Regions from separate parts of the Homo sapiens genome. Here all the other regions are linked to region 1. A link is a contact called in ENCODE Hi-C or POLR2A ChIA-PET data. All regions are on one chromosome and are shown on one strand. The core of a region is the stretch at or near the end of the contact, and the rest is flanking DNA. Distances in the headings are between cores, read along the strand shown.

The links. Hi-C counts contacts between places; a loop is a spot of excess contacts on that map. ChIA-PET counts read pairs that join two places held with the same protein, here RNA polymerase II (POLR2A). Pooled maps may share reads with other maps.
Region 2: a map of naive thymus-derived CD4-positive, alpha-beta T cell shows a loop between it and region 1 (11-fold over the local background). The contact joins two enhancer-like sites. A Hi-C loop is called at or near these places in 1 of 168 maps with a recorded cell type or tissue (naive thymus-derived CD4-positive, alpha-beta T cell), 1 of 37 single-sample maps with no recorded cell type and 7 of 50 pooled maps. POLR2A ChIA-PET finds 5 or more read pairs at or near these places in 1 of 52 experiments (H1).
Region 3: a map of HepG2 shows a loop between it and region 1 (7-fold over the local background). The contact joins two enhancer-like sites. A Hi-C loop is called at or near these places in 15 of 168 maps with a recorded cell type or tissue (B cell, CD4-positive, alpha-beta memory T cell, CD8-positive, alpha-beta T cell and 12 more), 8 of 37 single-sample maps with no recorded cell type and 19 of 50 pooled maps. POLR2A ChIA-PET finds 5 or more read pairs at or near these places in 1 of 52 experiments (BJ).
Region 4: a loop to region 1 is called in a map of heart right ventricle, with 3 times the contacts of the local background. The contact joins two enhancer-like sites. A Hi-C loop is called at or near these places in 47 of 168 maps with a recorded cell type or tissue (CD14-positive monocyte, CD4-positive, alpha-beta T cell, CD4-positive, alpha-beta memory T cell and 23 more), 8 of 37 single-sample maps with no recorded cell type and 35 of 50 pooled maps. POLR2A ChIA-PET finds 5 or more read pairs at or near these places in 2 of 52 experiments (A549 and SK-N-SH).
Region 5: a map of heart right ventricle shows a loop between it and region 1 (2.1-fold over the local background). The contact joins two enhancer-like sites. A Hi-C loop is called at or near these places in 1 of 168 maps with a recorded cell type or tissue (heart right ventricle) and 9 of 50 pooled maps. POLR2A ChIA-PET finds 5 or more read pairs at or near these places in 1 of 52 experiments (AG04450).

What each region holds. Positions count from the first base shown.
Region 1 is chr17:77,540,740-77,543,439 of GRCh38, forward strand. No RefSeq gene overlaps it. Among named protein-coding and RNA genes, the nearest start is that of MIR4316, 150 kb to the left of the region's middle. Within about 2 kb of position 1,451, at least 5 of the 41 ENCODE cell types and tissues checked have a DNase peak (open chromatin) inside an H3K27ac peak, as active enhancers do; they include heart right ventricle, where a contact is called at or near this core.
Region 2 is chr17:77,330,047-77,332,887 of GRCh38, forward strand. The region is part of intron 2 of SEPTIN9 (septin 9); the gene reads left to right. Among named protein-coding and RNA genes, the nearest start is that of SEPTIN9-DT, 50 kb to the left of the region's middle. RefSeq lists enhancers at 1-408, 409-984. Within about 2 kb of position 1,550, at least 20 of the 41 ENCODE cell types and tissues checked have a DNase peak (open chromatin) inside an H3K27ac peak, as active enhancers do.
Region 3 is chr17:77,778,381-77,781,080 of GRCh38, forward strand. No RefSeq gene overlaps it. Among named protein-coding and RNA genes, the nearest start is that of LINC01987, 51 kb to the left of the region's middle. Within about 2 kb of position 1,423, at least 8 of the 41 ENCODE cell types and tissues checked have a DNase peak (open chromatin) inside an H3K27ac peak, as active enhancers do.
Region 4 is chr17:77,737,868-77,740,573 of GRCh38, forward strand. No RefSeq gene overlaps it. Among named protein-coding and RNA genes, the nearest start is that of LINC01987, 11 kb to the left of the region's middle. Within about 2 kb of position 1,289, at least 10 of the 41 ENCODE cell types and tissues checked have a DNase peak (open chromatin) inside an H3K27ac peak, as active enhancers do; they include heart right ventricle, where a contact is called at or near this core.
Region 5 is chr17:77,688,873-77,691,572 of GRCh38, forward strand. No RefSeq gene overlaps it. Among named protein-coding and RNA genes, the nearest start is that of LINC01987, 38 kb to the right of the region's middle. RefSeq lists enhancers at 1,696-2,575, 2,576-2,700. Within about 2 kb of position 1,444, at least 4 of the 41 ENCODE cell types and tissues checked have a DNase peak (open chromatin) inside an H3K27ac peak, as active enhancers do; they include heart right ventricle, where a contact is called at or near this core.

The DNA.
Region 1 (2,700 bases), core at 201-2,700:
CCGTCGGAGCCAGCCCCGCGTTGCAGGGACCTGACGACCCTGAGGTCCAGCCTTCCCCGATGCCCAGCCCAGCTCAGTCCACTGTGTCCTCTTTGGCCTCTTCCCATCCTGGTTTCTCAGTCGTTCTCAGCCAAGCCACAGGACTGGAAGCTTTGTCGCTTTCTATAAGGACTTGCCTGTCAGGGGGAGTTAGTTCGAAAGGAACGGGGAGTGAAGACTCAATGTGAATTTCAGGTAAAAATCTCCGGGTCTGAGGAGACTGGGTCTGACAGCCAGTGCTGGCCTCGGGGACCCTGATGGAGACGTTCACACAGGTGCCCAACTGCAGGACGACCCTGCCGAGGAGGCACCTGCTGGGGCCAATTAGAATTCCTCGTTCTGGGCTGGGTTAATTTGCATAAACTCTGAGCCCCCAGGAAAAATCTTCCGCGAGGCCTCTTCCTCTTTGTTAATTGAAAAAGGCTCTTTGTCTGTCTTCAGCTGTCAGCTCACATGCGGCCTCCCCAGGCAAGCCTTTCCCAGCTCCTCAGACCAGGCAGGTCGCCCCTGCGGTCTCCGCGTCTCCTCCCCACACCTCAGCTCACCCACTCGGAATTATCTGTGAGTTTCCTTCCAGCTTCAGCGCCACAAGGACAGGGACCTTGTCTCTTCCTGTGGTGGTTGTTTCTATCATCACTAAATCCATACCTAGTGCACTAGCGCACGGTAGAGGTTGTTTGCTCAATGAATGAATGCATTTCCTTGTAGGACCCCCGGCTGCCCCGAGTGAGCCACACTCCTTACAAAGACCAGGCAACTACGTTGAAGAAATGTTGATATTTATCAAGAAACACTCTTCCAACCATTTTTAATTTTTTTTGGACGTTAAAGTATTTATTGGGTCGGGTGTGGTGGTTCACGCCTGTAATTCCAGCACTTGGGGAGGCCGAGGCGGGCGGATCACTTGAGATCAGGAGTTTGAGACCAGCCTGGCCAACATGGTGAAACCCTGTCTCTACTAAAAATACAAAAATTAGCCGGGCATGGTGGCTCGTGCCTGTAGTCCCAACTACTTGGGAGGCTGAGGGGGAGAATCGCTTGAACCCGGGAAGGGGAGGTTGCAGTGAGCCGAGATTGAGCCACTGCACTCCAGCCTGGGCGACAGAGCAAGACTCTGTCTCAAAATAAGATAAAATAAGATGTATTAGACAAAAACTGAGAGTTCTTACTTTAAATTGATTTGGAATTTTGGGTACACTTATATATTTTTTTCTAAAATAAATTGAAAGTGAATCATAGGAGAAATATTACTTTATATAAATATTATTAACTTGTTTTAAGTACTTATTAAAAACAACAACAACAAAGGCCAGGCATGGCCCCTTCCACAGAGAGCTGGTCAGCCAGCATTTTCTGCAGCTCTTACCCCAGCTGCCTCTCTTCTGGTTTCTGAGCCTCCCCACCCCCACTTAAGGAGCTTACAGCTGAGCAGGAGAGATAAGATGTTAAGTGCGTGGAAAGATTATTTTTTATTTTTGGAAAGTTGAACATTTTAAGCCAACATCCCATGAGGCTGTGGGATTAGGCTGGAGGTAGAACTTGCTTATCCCATTTGGAATTGCTGAAGCTTCCCAGAAAGGCTTACTTCTTCCTCTTTTTTTTATTTCTAAAATTCTGCAGAAATTCTTCCATGCCCAGGCTAGCCTTGGGAGAAGAGTGGATGTCAAGATGTCAATGATGTATTGGAACGATGGGTGGGAAAGAGAGCCAGGGGGAGCTTTTAAGATAACATCAGAGGAATTGGCTTTCAAGGGCGTGGTGGACGATTTTGAGGACTGGCTAATGCATTTGATCAGAAGACGGGTGGTGATGGGCTGTGTTCCTATCCTGGCTCCCGTTTCTAAAAACAGCAGGCACTCAACCAGCCCTCAGGTGTCCCCTTTGTCCCAGGAAGCTTGGCAGAAGGAGCCAGGACGTCTCCAGAGGAGCAGATGGCCCTCAAAGCTGGAGGACCATCAAGAAAGAGCCTCCCTGGTGAGGAGAAACTTAGGTTACTGATATGGGAACTCAAAAACTCTCACTTCTGTGTACCCAGGAGTTCCTATTCATCTCCCCAGGAATCTTAAGTATCTGAAGGACCCGGGGCAGTTGCACAGAGTGGCCATCGGGTGTCAGTGTGGAATTAGAAGCCCTGCCTGCGTTCCTTCGCTCAGCTGCTTGGCTTTGAGTTAGATGCTCCTGGAAGCTGGGCCCGCAGCCCCATGCAGGCTGGGAACGGGGATGGAGCCGTGAGGATTCTCCCTTAATTTAATGGCCCCGTCCACTGAGCTGAGAACATGGCTGTGATCCTCAGCTTGGGCAGTTCCTATTGTATTGAGGCTTTGGAGTGCTTATGAGCTGGGCTGAGTCACGCTGATAAAAAGTTAATTTCTATTTGCTGTGGCTCAGTAATTGGATGAACATGAAAGCAATTAAATATTAAAACATACAAACAAATAACTAAGTCACTGTAATTAGCCAAAGTTTGATCACTGTCATATTTATTTAGGAAGAGGTGATATGTCTCAGCAGGTGACATTTTAAATACCCCGGGCCTCTCTGGTGTTGTCTTTGGAGAATGCTGAATAATGTACAGAGAATTTAATTAAACCCTGTTGTAAATCAGCCATGATGACAGGGAAATGACAGCCACATGTTGAAATGAGAATTAGTCCACAGCAA
Region 2 (2,841 bases), core at 300-2,799, 210 kb before region 1:
TTCCTTCCTCTCCCTCGGAATGGGGGGTGGACACTCCAAGACTAGCCTCCCAGCCACTCTCCCTGCCTCCTGCCTCCTCTCCTTCGGGACAGACCCCTGTGATCGCTGGGTGTTCCTGATGCTCTGTCCCCTCTGCGTCCTGTGCCGTGGGTGAGAGAGGGCTTCGGGGGGACTTCCCCCTCTTGGAGCACCTGCTGCTCCGGGTGCCTCTGGGGGCGGGCCCCCACCTCACATTGTGGAGCTGGTGTAGGAAGGAAGGTGCCGGGAGCCAGCTCCAATTCACGTGCTGGCTGTGGCCCTCAAGGTGTGGATGGCAGGAGGTGGTGAGACAGGGACTCATTGATCATGGGACTGACACCCCCTCATGTTGATGTGGGCCCTGAGCCATAATCTCACCAGCTCCTGAGTTTTGGCGCTGCTCTTGGCGATGGCGTGGACTCAGCCAGGCTCTCGGGCAGCCTTTCCTGGATTCTTCCTCCGTTCTCCCCTGGGCAGTGTTTCTGTTCACCTGGAAAGGATGGGTAGGACTTGGAGACAACAGGGATTCAAAGAAGTCGGGAGTGGGGGCACCTGTGCAGCTCACCCTGCAGAACAGACAATTTGGTTAAAGCCTAAAGCCTGCTGTCAGGAGCCTCGCTTGCCTCTCAGAGAGCACATGGCTTGACCATCACGGGGACTGGGGGAGAGGCACAGGCATGCCTGTCCGGCAGCAGAAGGGAACCCCGGGCCTGGGCCTCTCCATTCTGTGGCGTTGTCTTTCCTCAGAGTTGCACTGTCTCCTTCACTGTCCCTGCCTGGCCCCAGTGCTCATGTGGCTTGTGGCCCTCAGTCTGGGCTTGGTCTCCCGCAATTCACCCTGCCCAGCCCCACACAGCTTGTCCCTCCAGCTGGGAATCGGAGCTCACCTGGAGTCCCAGGCAGCAGATTCGATGCAGTGATGCAGGGCTGTCAGCCATGCCAGCAGGCCCTGCTGCTCACAGAGGGATGGGTATTGCTGTTGACAATAATTAAAGAACTACGGCTTCAGGCTGGGTACAGTGGCTCACACCTGCAATCCCAGAACTTTGGGAGGCCGAGGCAGGAGAATCAATTGAATCCAGGAGTTCCAGACCAGGCTGGGCAACATAGCAAGGCTTTGTCTTTACAAAAAATAAAAAATAATAATAATAATAAAAACTACAGCTTCAGAATGATTGACTTCAGCATGTTTATAAAGTCAAGGGTCTTCAGTGTCCTGGGCCTATGTCACTGCGTCAGAGGGAGAGAGGAAGAGGCTGGGGTGATGGGCACTGGGGCTTATGCTCCTCCTGGAATGGGTGGTCTTGGACTGTGCCTGTGTGATATGTTTGTCGAGCGGGGGCGGTGTCCACTGAGGACTGGATGTTGAGGTGTGGGTGGGGGGAGGTTATGAAGCACTGGGCATTTCCCGTGCACCAGTGCCCCGAGATTGCAGAGAGGGGACCCGCCCAGCCTGGGCAGGGAGGCGGGTGGCAGCGAGGAAGGGGAGAGGAACTCGGGTGCAGAAAGCCTTTCCTCCAGCAGGTGGCGCCGCAAGCTCTCGAGAGTCCAGCTCCTGCGGGGTTTGCATTTTCACTGAATTTGTGGGCAGAGGCTGCCTGGGTGTAGTTTCCGCCAACTGTGACTGCTCACTGCGGGCGAGGGGAAGTGGAGTGCAGAGAATGCACCGGAGGGCAGATGACCAGCCCCCGCACAGGCACGGGGGTGCCTCCTTCCCCGCACAGGCACGGGGGGCCCGAGCCCTTGGGGTTCCTGTCCTAACTGGGCGGGGAAAGGGAGGGTTGGAAGCTGAGTTAGGGGGAAAGGGGGTGGTCTCCTGCCATCTCTTTTATTTTATTTTTCCTATTTTTGGTTGATAGGTTTCAATCTTTTTTACATTTTTCCAACTTTTTGCCGTAAAACTTTTCAAACATAGAAAAGATGAAAGAGGGCTGAGTGTGGTGGCTCATGACTGTAATCCCAGCACTTTGGGAGGTTGAGGTAGGAGGATCACTTGAGCCCAGGAGTTCAAGACCAGCCCGGGCAATATAGTGAGATCCCATCTCTATAAAGGATACAAAAAATTAGTCAGGCATGGTGGTGCAGGCTTGGAGTCCCAGCTACTCGGAAGGTTGAGGTGAGAGGATTGCTTGAACCTGGGAGGTTGAGGCTGCAGTGAGCTGGGATTGTGCCAATGCACTCCAGCCTGGGCGACAGAACAAAACCCTGTCTCAAAAACAAAACAAAACAAAACCACAAAAAAGAAACCATGAAAGATTCTAAAGTAAACACCCATGCACCTACCACCTAGATTCCACAGCAACCATTTTGCTGTTTGCTTCACCACAAATCCCTCTGGCCACCAGCATCCACGCTGGTTTTGATGCACTTAAAATAAGCTGCAGAAATCAGCACACAACATCCTGTCAACACCTCAGTTTGCATTTCATTAACTAGAGTCCGGCATTTGTCTGTGATTATTTTTGTTTTTCTTTGAAGTAAAATGTATATACCCTGAGATGCACAGGTGTGAAACGTTCCGTTCTTTGAATTTTAACAAAGGTATCCACGTGTATCCCAGCCTGACCAGAACATAGAACATCACTATCACCCCAGTAAGTTCCTCATGCCCCTCCAGGTGCATCACAGTCCCCACCTTCCCCAGGGCAACCACAATTGTGCTTTTTTTCCACCACGAAATAATTTTGCCAGTTTGAGTGTTTCTTAGAGCTACCCATGTTGCTGCAGGTGCCAGCGATTTGTTCTGTTTTATTGCTGAGTAACGTCCACTGTGTGAACATTCTGTGGGTTTTTAGTCATTCTCTTGTTGAAAGACCCCTGGCT
Region 3 (2,700 bases), core at 173-2,672, 240 kb after region 1:
GACGGTTTGGTCCCAGTTCCTGGTTGGAGGGGGACCCCTGATAAACAGGGGTCACTGCTGATCTGGCCTTTCTGGAATTCTGCAGGGTCTGCCCTCACTTCCCTGCCACTCACCCTCACCCCACCCCCAGCCTCTCTGCTGTTTGCTGCTGTACCGCACAGCCTGTTCACCCCAGGATCTGCCCCTTCCTCTTCCAGGGTTCCAGGGCTTCCCAGAAGTCAGGCTTCCATTCCCGCAGGAAGGGTGCAAACAGGCCAGTTCCTGCTGTGGGGAGGAGTGGGTGCCACAGTCCCTCAGATCACTAATCTATTCGATCCTACTGTGTGCCAAGTGCTGCTCTAGGTGCAGATGAACAAGCCAGGTGGGGCCTGCCCTTGGGGAGCCTGAGGCCAATGTGCCCGAAGGGTGCCCAGTGCCCTACAGCCCGAGACAGACCCTGGCTGCATGAGGCTGCCCAGCACTGCACCCCAGGAGACAGGACAGCAGGAGAGCAGGAGTTGGACGCCCGCCTGCCCATCCAGCAGCAACAGGCACTGGGAAAGGGTGAGGCCCTGGGGAGAAAGAAGGCAAGGGAGCCGGGCAAGCAGCAGGCAGGAGAATCACAGAGCAGCTGTGCCCAGGAGCCCTGGCATGGGGGCCATGGCCAAGCAGCTGTGGCTGCTTCCTCTGTGTCTGTCTTTGTGGCCCTGGCCGGGATGGCGCTGGACCCCAAGAGGCTGCCTAAGCCAGTGGGCATGGCCTCCTTAGGCAGCCTGGGTGATGAAACGGACCAGACCCCTGGGTGTGGGCATCACTCTTGCTCTGCCAGGAAGAGGCAGAAGGACCAATGGCAGCGGCAGGGGTGGATTCTTGCCCAGCAACAGCTGCCAAGACTCTGGGTCCCGGAAGCAGCCCCTCCCTGCCTCCTTTCAGTGCCCTGGCTTTGCAATGCAGGGATTTGCCAGCCTGAGCTCTGCCAGCCTGGGTTCAGCAAATCCCGCAAGAAGAGCCGGCTCCCCACGGGATTGCCAGTGGACCAGTGAGATGCCTCCTTACCAGTGCCCACAGCGGGAGGGGTGTGAAATCGGGACTGGCTCCCTGAGAGCTGTTAGAGGCCACCCTAACTGCCCATGGGTATTCGGCTGAAATTCAGCTCCTCTGGGAGAAAAATCTGGAACAGAGAAGGAGGCTTTAATCTGTCCGCAGGCACTTCAAGGGGAGAGGAAGGATTCCTTTAGAAGGGGGCAGGGGTTGCTGGAAAACAAGGCTGTGGTTTTAGAGGAGGGCAGTTAGGGTGGCCCCTTCCTGGGGGTCTGGGCTTGGGGCCCTGCCTGCAGATGAGGGGGATCCGCCTGGGGCAAGGTCTTGAGAGAAGCCCCATAGATGGCCCCGTCATGTGGAGTCAGCGGCTGTGGTTCGGGGGAAACAGGGAGGCCACCGCCTGCTTTCCCGGGCACCGTGTGGCTGACCCACCGCAGTTGGAGGTCTTGGCTCTCAGGGAGCTTGTCCCGATTTCCCACCCCTCCCGCTTAAGGGAACTATGGGCCGCCTGGCCCTGTGCTGCCCGCCTGCACTGGTGCATCTTCAGCTGATGAGAGGATGTGAGGTCTGGAGTGAGGCCAGCATGGCTTCGCCTGCCAGGAGCCTTCCTCTGCTCGCTCCTCTCCCCCAGCCCCGGGACAGGTCCCCATGTCCCAGGCACAGTGACACTCTCTGGCATGGAGCCAAGGCAGAACTTGCAGCAGCCTGGGAAGGTGGATCCTGGGGCCACAGATCTGGATGAAGAACTTTCCTCCCGGAAGGCAAAGGCAGGCACCGCTGCTTGCCCCAGACGGTGGGGGTGCTGAGGCCTTGGCGCCACGCCTCTGTGGGGTGAGGGCCATCTTGAGCCAGAGCCTAGAGTGCATTCCAGAACCTGATCTTATCACTCCACCAAGGACGCTAGTATTCTGGGGGATTGATTTGCTGCAACCAGTGATGGATTTAAAACACATGAGGAAGCCAATTCATTCCTTCACCCTGGGCCTGCAGAACCATCCGAGCTGCACTGGGGCAGTTCTGTACATCTCCAGTGAATCCAGCCCTGCACCCCTCTGTTAACGTGCTTTTCAAACCAAACAGTGGAATGCATTGGTCATCACAGGGTTTGATCTGATGTGAAAAGTGTTATAAAGCCATTCCAATTAAAGTGCCTCTGGCCTTGTGTTTCCTGAAAGCTGCTATTGAGAGGAATATAATTGCATGAGAACAGCATCCCCTGAACTTGCTGCTTCTTGGGGACCCCACCACATGGCTTGGGTCAAACAGCACACTGACAGGATACCCTGGGCCACAGGAGGCAGCCTCCCACCCACACTTCTCTTCCTAATCTCCAAGTAGCCACTCCCCTGGGTCTGCCTTTGTCCCCAAACTGCCCGATCCCCAGTGTCCCCATCGGTGGGTCAGCATTTACAGGGCACCATCCTTGTCCCCATGATACAACTCTCACCCCACAGGAGCAGGGTGCTGGTGGCCCAGATTTCACAGAGGGCTTGGTGGGTTTCCAATCTTCGTCTGTGAGTCTCGAGTCCCTGAGGACAACGCCCCGCTTCTGTGTGTCTCTCCGGACTTGTGCGGGGGTACTCAGCAGACTCTTGGGTGATCCACCTAAGGTGCAGTGCCCTGCAAGAGCTGGACACCTTGAAAATAGAAAGGGGGTTCACTCCACGCGAATTATAATCC
Region 4 (2,706 bases), core at 39-2,538, 200 kb after region 1:
ATGTCAAAGTATCACAATACAGAGAATAAAAGACGCGGCCCGTACGCAGAGCTGAAGTGGCTCTCTGTTATTTGCAGATGGAAATTGGAATCTCTACAGCATGACAGACACTTGAGCAGAAATTCTAAGCTTTTATGGGTTGCCACAGGTCCCTTTCAGGAGGATGGCGAAGGCTATAGTCATGAGCCGTCTAAGGTGGAGGTCACGAGCGGCAGGTGGCTCTTAATAAGCACTTGACATACCACTTCTCCCAACTGAGATGTGCTGTACGCGTCAAATCCGAACTGGATTTTGAGGATTCAGAATGAATAAAAGATTGAAAAAATCTCATTCATGATTTGTATATTAATTACATGTTGAAATGATAATATGTTGGATATATTGGGCTAAATAAAATATATTATCAAATTTAAGTTTGCTTGTTTCTTTTTATTGTGTCTGCTAGAAAAATGTCCTCAGTTAAAATCACCTCAGTGGCTCACATTCTCTCTCTATTGGACAACAGGGCTCTTGACCTCCCTAGGGGAATGGACCCAGGCACACATGATGCAGGTAAAATATGGTATTGAGGGGTGTGATTCCAGGATCTGAGGGTACACCGACCCCAAGTTGATTTCACTCTCTCTTTCCAGAATTATAGGGTGAAAAGAACCCTAGAGAAGGATCCCTGGCCCCAGACACATAACTATCAGTGAGAACCCACAGCATTGAAAAGCAAATCTTTCCCAAAGCTTCATGTTTTGAGCCAGCCTGCTGTAAAACTTTGTTAAAAAAAATCAGTAGACAATAAAGAAGAAAATCAAACTTTTTAGCCTTGATTAAGTGGTTCGATGGAGAGAAGAGTGGTAGCGTGCTTTCCTCGTTGGCTGATAATCGATTCTTTTCTTGGTCTGAGCCTTGGTATGGCTTAGGAGCTTGCCCAAGCCAGCACTGGTGTGGGGCAGGCAGGGAAGGGCTGGGACTGGGAATTGCTTCCCCAGCCCTGGATTTAACTTCTCAGGACAGATGATGGCTTGTGCACGTCATCAGTTCTCCATGGAGAGAGGCTCTGTGTCCTTTCCCAGAAGCCCAAGCACTGGTTTTCACTCCCTGCGAGCCAGAAGCAATTCTCATGGCATTATACAGTTCCTCCGTTTCTGAAATGGAATTCCCCCTCTCCTCACTTGGTCTGCACTGGTCCCAGGGAAAGTTTGCTCAGCGCTCTTCCTCCACCCACCCTTCACATGGTGGCAGTGGCTCAGTTTAGGGGTTAAGCCCAGAGAGTTTGAGGCTGTCAGGTCTGAGAGCTGCCCTTGTCTGTCAGAGGCCAGCTGCAGGATTTGGAGCCAGTTACTTCCTCTCTCTCTCTCAGCCCCAGCCTAAGCTTGGCAAAAGGACAATGACAACACCTCTGTGGTATAATAAAGAGTATGTCTTTGTCCCTGGTTCCTGGCACAGAAAACCGTTGGAATTTCCTGAATGATAGGAGTGTCTTGATTGTGTTGATGGTGTGACTCCTGGCACATGCCAAGAGGACTTCAGGATGGAGGCTGACCACCAAAGACCAACCACGTGATAAGAGGGCTGGAACTTTTGGTCCACCCAAAGTCCGGAGAGGGGAGAGGGGCTGAAGATTGAGTTCAGTCATGAGGACAATGATTTAATCAGTCATGGCTACGTAATGAAATCCCAGTGAAAACTTTGGGTCTGGTGCAGTGGCTCATGCCTGTAATCCCAATGCTATGAGAAGATGAGGTGGGAGGATCACTTGAGCCCAGGAGTTCAAGACCACTCTGGATATCATAGTGAGACCTCCTCTCTACTAAAATTAAAAAAATAATAATTTTAAATCAACCAGGTATGGTGGTGCCCGCCTGTAGTCCCAGCTACTCAAGAGGCTGAAGCAGGAGGATCACTTGAGTCCAGGAGATCGAGGCTGCAGTGAGCCATGATCACACCACTGCACTCTAACCTGGGCAACAGAGCGAGACTCTATATCAAAAAGGAACAACAACAACGACAAAACTCTGGACACTGAAATCTCTTGAGGATATCAATTCCTTACCAGATACATGATTTGCAAATATTTTCTCCCATTCTGTGGGTTGCCTTTTTACTCTGTTGATAGTGTCTTTTGACTCACAAAAGGTTTTAATTTTTATGAAGTCCAATTTGTCTATTTTTTTCCTTTGTTGCTTGTGCCTTTGACGTTATATCTAAGAAATCGTCACCAAATCCAATGTCATGAAGCTGTATCCTTGTTTTCTTCTAAGAGTTTTATGGTTTTAGCTCCTACATGTAGGTCTGTAATCCATTTTGAATTAATTTTGGCATATGGTGTTAGGTCAGGGTCCAAATTCATTCTTATGTAGGTGGATATTCAGTTTTCCCAGCACTGTTTGTTGAAAAGACCTTCTTTTCCTCATTGAATGGTCTTGGCACCCTTGTCAAGAATCATTGGACCATATATGCGAGGGTTTATTTCTGGGGTCTCTATTCTACTCTTTTGGTCTATATGCCTGCCTTTATGCCGGCGCCATACTCTTTGGATTACTGTAGCTTTGCGGTGAGTTTCAAAGCTCAGTGGGGCCTCCTGGTTGAACACATGGATTTGCTGGGAAAGTGATGCATCCTGATTCCACAGGAGAAGGCATGAAAGCTGCAAGTCCAGGATGCTCCCAGACCTTGTTCTATGTGTATCCTTTATAATAATGCTGTAATCGTGGG
Region 5 (2,700 bases), core at 194-2,693, 150 kb after region 1:
GCAAATCTGAGTGATATGGACAAAAAGGCATTTGAAGTTCTTAGGAGGGGAATCGTGTAGCCTTGAGAGGCGTGAGGTAAAAATGGCTGTGGCTTGGACCCCGTTCCATGTGAGGAAGCCAGGGATCTTTTCTTTAGAAGTCTTGCTAATGTGGTATTTAAAAAAAAAAAATCAATGCCACATTGCCACGAATGGACGCATCTATTCCAGGTAGAGAAGGCTGTTGTCTGGGAAGCATACAGCAGCTATTATAAACACTGAAAGTCAGTTGTTTAGCCCCCATTCATGGGCACTCTCTGAGGACCAGGCACATGGGGCTTCTGAGAGCATAAGGGAGCTCTCCATTTAGGAGGAACCAGGTGATGAGCAAACAGGATCCATTGAGGCTCTGAGATAGACGCTTCCACCTGGCGTCCAACCCATCCCAAGAACTCTGATGAGCAAGTGCTTCCCATTTTGCAGAAAAGGAGACTGAGATTCAGAGTGGAGAAGTGAGCACCAAGCTCATTCAGCCCATTTTACAGACAAGGAGACTGACATTCAGAGTGGAGAAGTGAGCACCAAGCTCATTCAGCCCATTTTACAGACAAGGAGACTGACATTCAGAGTGGAGAAGTGAGCACCAAGCTCATTCAGCCCATTTTACAGACAAGGAGACTGACATTCAGAGTGGAGAAGTGAGCACCAAGCTCATTCAGCCCATTTTACAGACAAGGAGACTGACATTCAGAGTGGAGAAGTGAGTGCTCAGCCCACTCAGGTCTCCAGGGCCAGAGCAGCCAGAATGGGTGCCAAAAAAGAAAAAAGAAAAATTGAATAAGACCTACTATTTGATAGCACAATAGGGTGACTATAGCCAACAATAACTTAATTGTACATTTTAAAATAACTTAAAGAGTGTCATTGGATTGTTTGTCACTCAAAAGATAAATGCTTGAGGGGATGGATACCCCACTCTCCATGGCGTGTGTATTTCCTATTGCATGCCTGTATCAAACATCTCATGTACCCCACAAATATGCACACCAACCACGTACCCAGAAAAATTAAAAATATAAATAAGGCCAGGCATGGTGGCTCACGCCTGTAATCCCAACACTTTGGGAGGCAGAGGCAGGCGGATCATTTGAGGTCAGGAGTTCAAGATCAGCCTGGACAACATAGCGAAACCTCATCTCTACTAAAAACACAAAAAATTAGCTGGGTGTGGTGGCATGCACCTGTAGTTTCAGCTACTCGGGAGGATGAGGCACGAGAATCGCTGGAACCTAGGAGGCAGAGGCTGCAGTGAGCTGAGATCATGCCACTGCCCTCCAGCCTGGGAGACAGAGTGAGAAAAAATAAAAAATAAAAATAAACTTAAAAATAAAAGAAAATAAACCCTCCAAGAATTCTGAGCTCCGCCTACTACGCCATGTCCTCCCTGGAAGGAAGAGGCAAGATTTTCCCTTTCCAAGCCCTGAAACAGCTGCACTGACCACTCCCATTCCAGGGACCAGGGTCTGAGACATCTGGGTGGCTGTCTGCCAGGCAGACCCCGTAAAATGGGACAGCCCACCCTGCTCCTGCCACGTCAGGCCACTGGGATGGGAAGCTCTAAACAGCCCCCGCCCCCCCAGGCTGCAGCTCGAGGAGGAGCGAAGCCTCTTTCCTTGCACTAATTTGCAGTGCAGTGTGCTGTCTGCCTCGTGGGCACATGGAACGTATATAAATTACCCCGCCAGGACGATTAACTGTTTGTCCAGGCTAATTGTCAGTATTAAATCTCGCTCAGTCACAGTTTTAAAGCTTAATTTAAATTCTCTATCTTTAAGAAATCCATACTCCCTCCCACCACGGGAGAAAAAATAGATTTAATGGGTTTAGTCCATTTCCGTTTGTAGCAACCCAAGTTATAATTAGGCATGTGCAAAGCGGATGTTTCGGCGGGCGGTGAGCCTGCAGACCTGCTCCTCTCCTTCCCGGCAGGGCCGGTCCTGGTGGGGAGTGCCCTTGTCTTTGCTGCCCTAGATAAATTTCTGAATTAGGAGTTATTGCTCAGAGACCCCTGAGCCTCCATGGCAGCCCCTCCCGATTATGGCATTAATCTTGTCAATGTGCTTAAAGGTGGAGAAAGAATTCATCCTCAAAGGTGGAAGGCACAAGAAAGCAGCCAGGAAACCCCTCTGCCCAGGAGCCAAGAGCTCGGGGGAGCCATGGGATGCAGGCGGATGGGGGGGCTTCCCCTCATGTCTTCCTGAGACCACTGCCCCGCCAGATGCCCCCTTGCCCTGAAGGCTGATGCTGCCACTGCAGCTTATCAGGAGTGAGGACCCCTCCTTCCTCTCCTCTTTCTTTCTGTTCCCAGATACCCGCTTAGAAGCAGGTTGGAGCCAGGAAAATGCAGACAACTAAGGCATAGATGTAGAGGATGCAAACTGAACAAAGCTACTGAAAGCCCCCACACTCATCCCCCTTAATGTCCTAGGGGGAACTGAGACTCAGAGAGAGGCGTGACTTGCCCAAGGGCACACAGCTGGCCTGGGTTGCAGCTGAATCCCAGGGGACTTGGCACCCATTGCCTTGCTACACATTCATGACCAGGGTGAGGTGCAATTCCTTGTTCAAGGGACACGCTTGGAAGAGGAATCTTCATCGCCCTTCCTAATTCTATGCATCATCAACACCAGGGCACGTATGTTTACGCTCATTGTCCCTCAC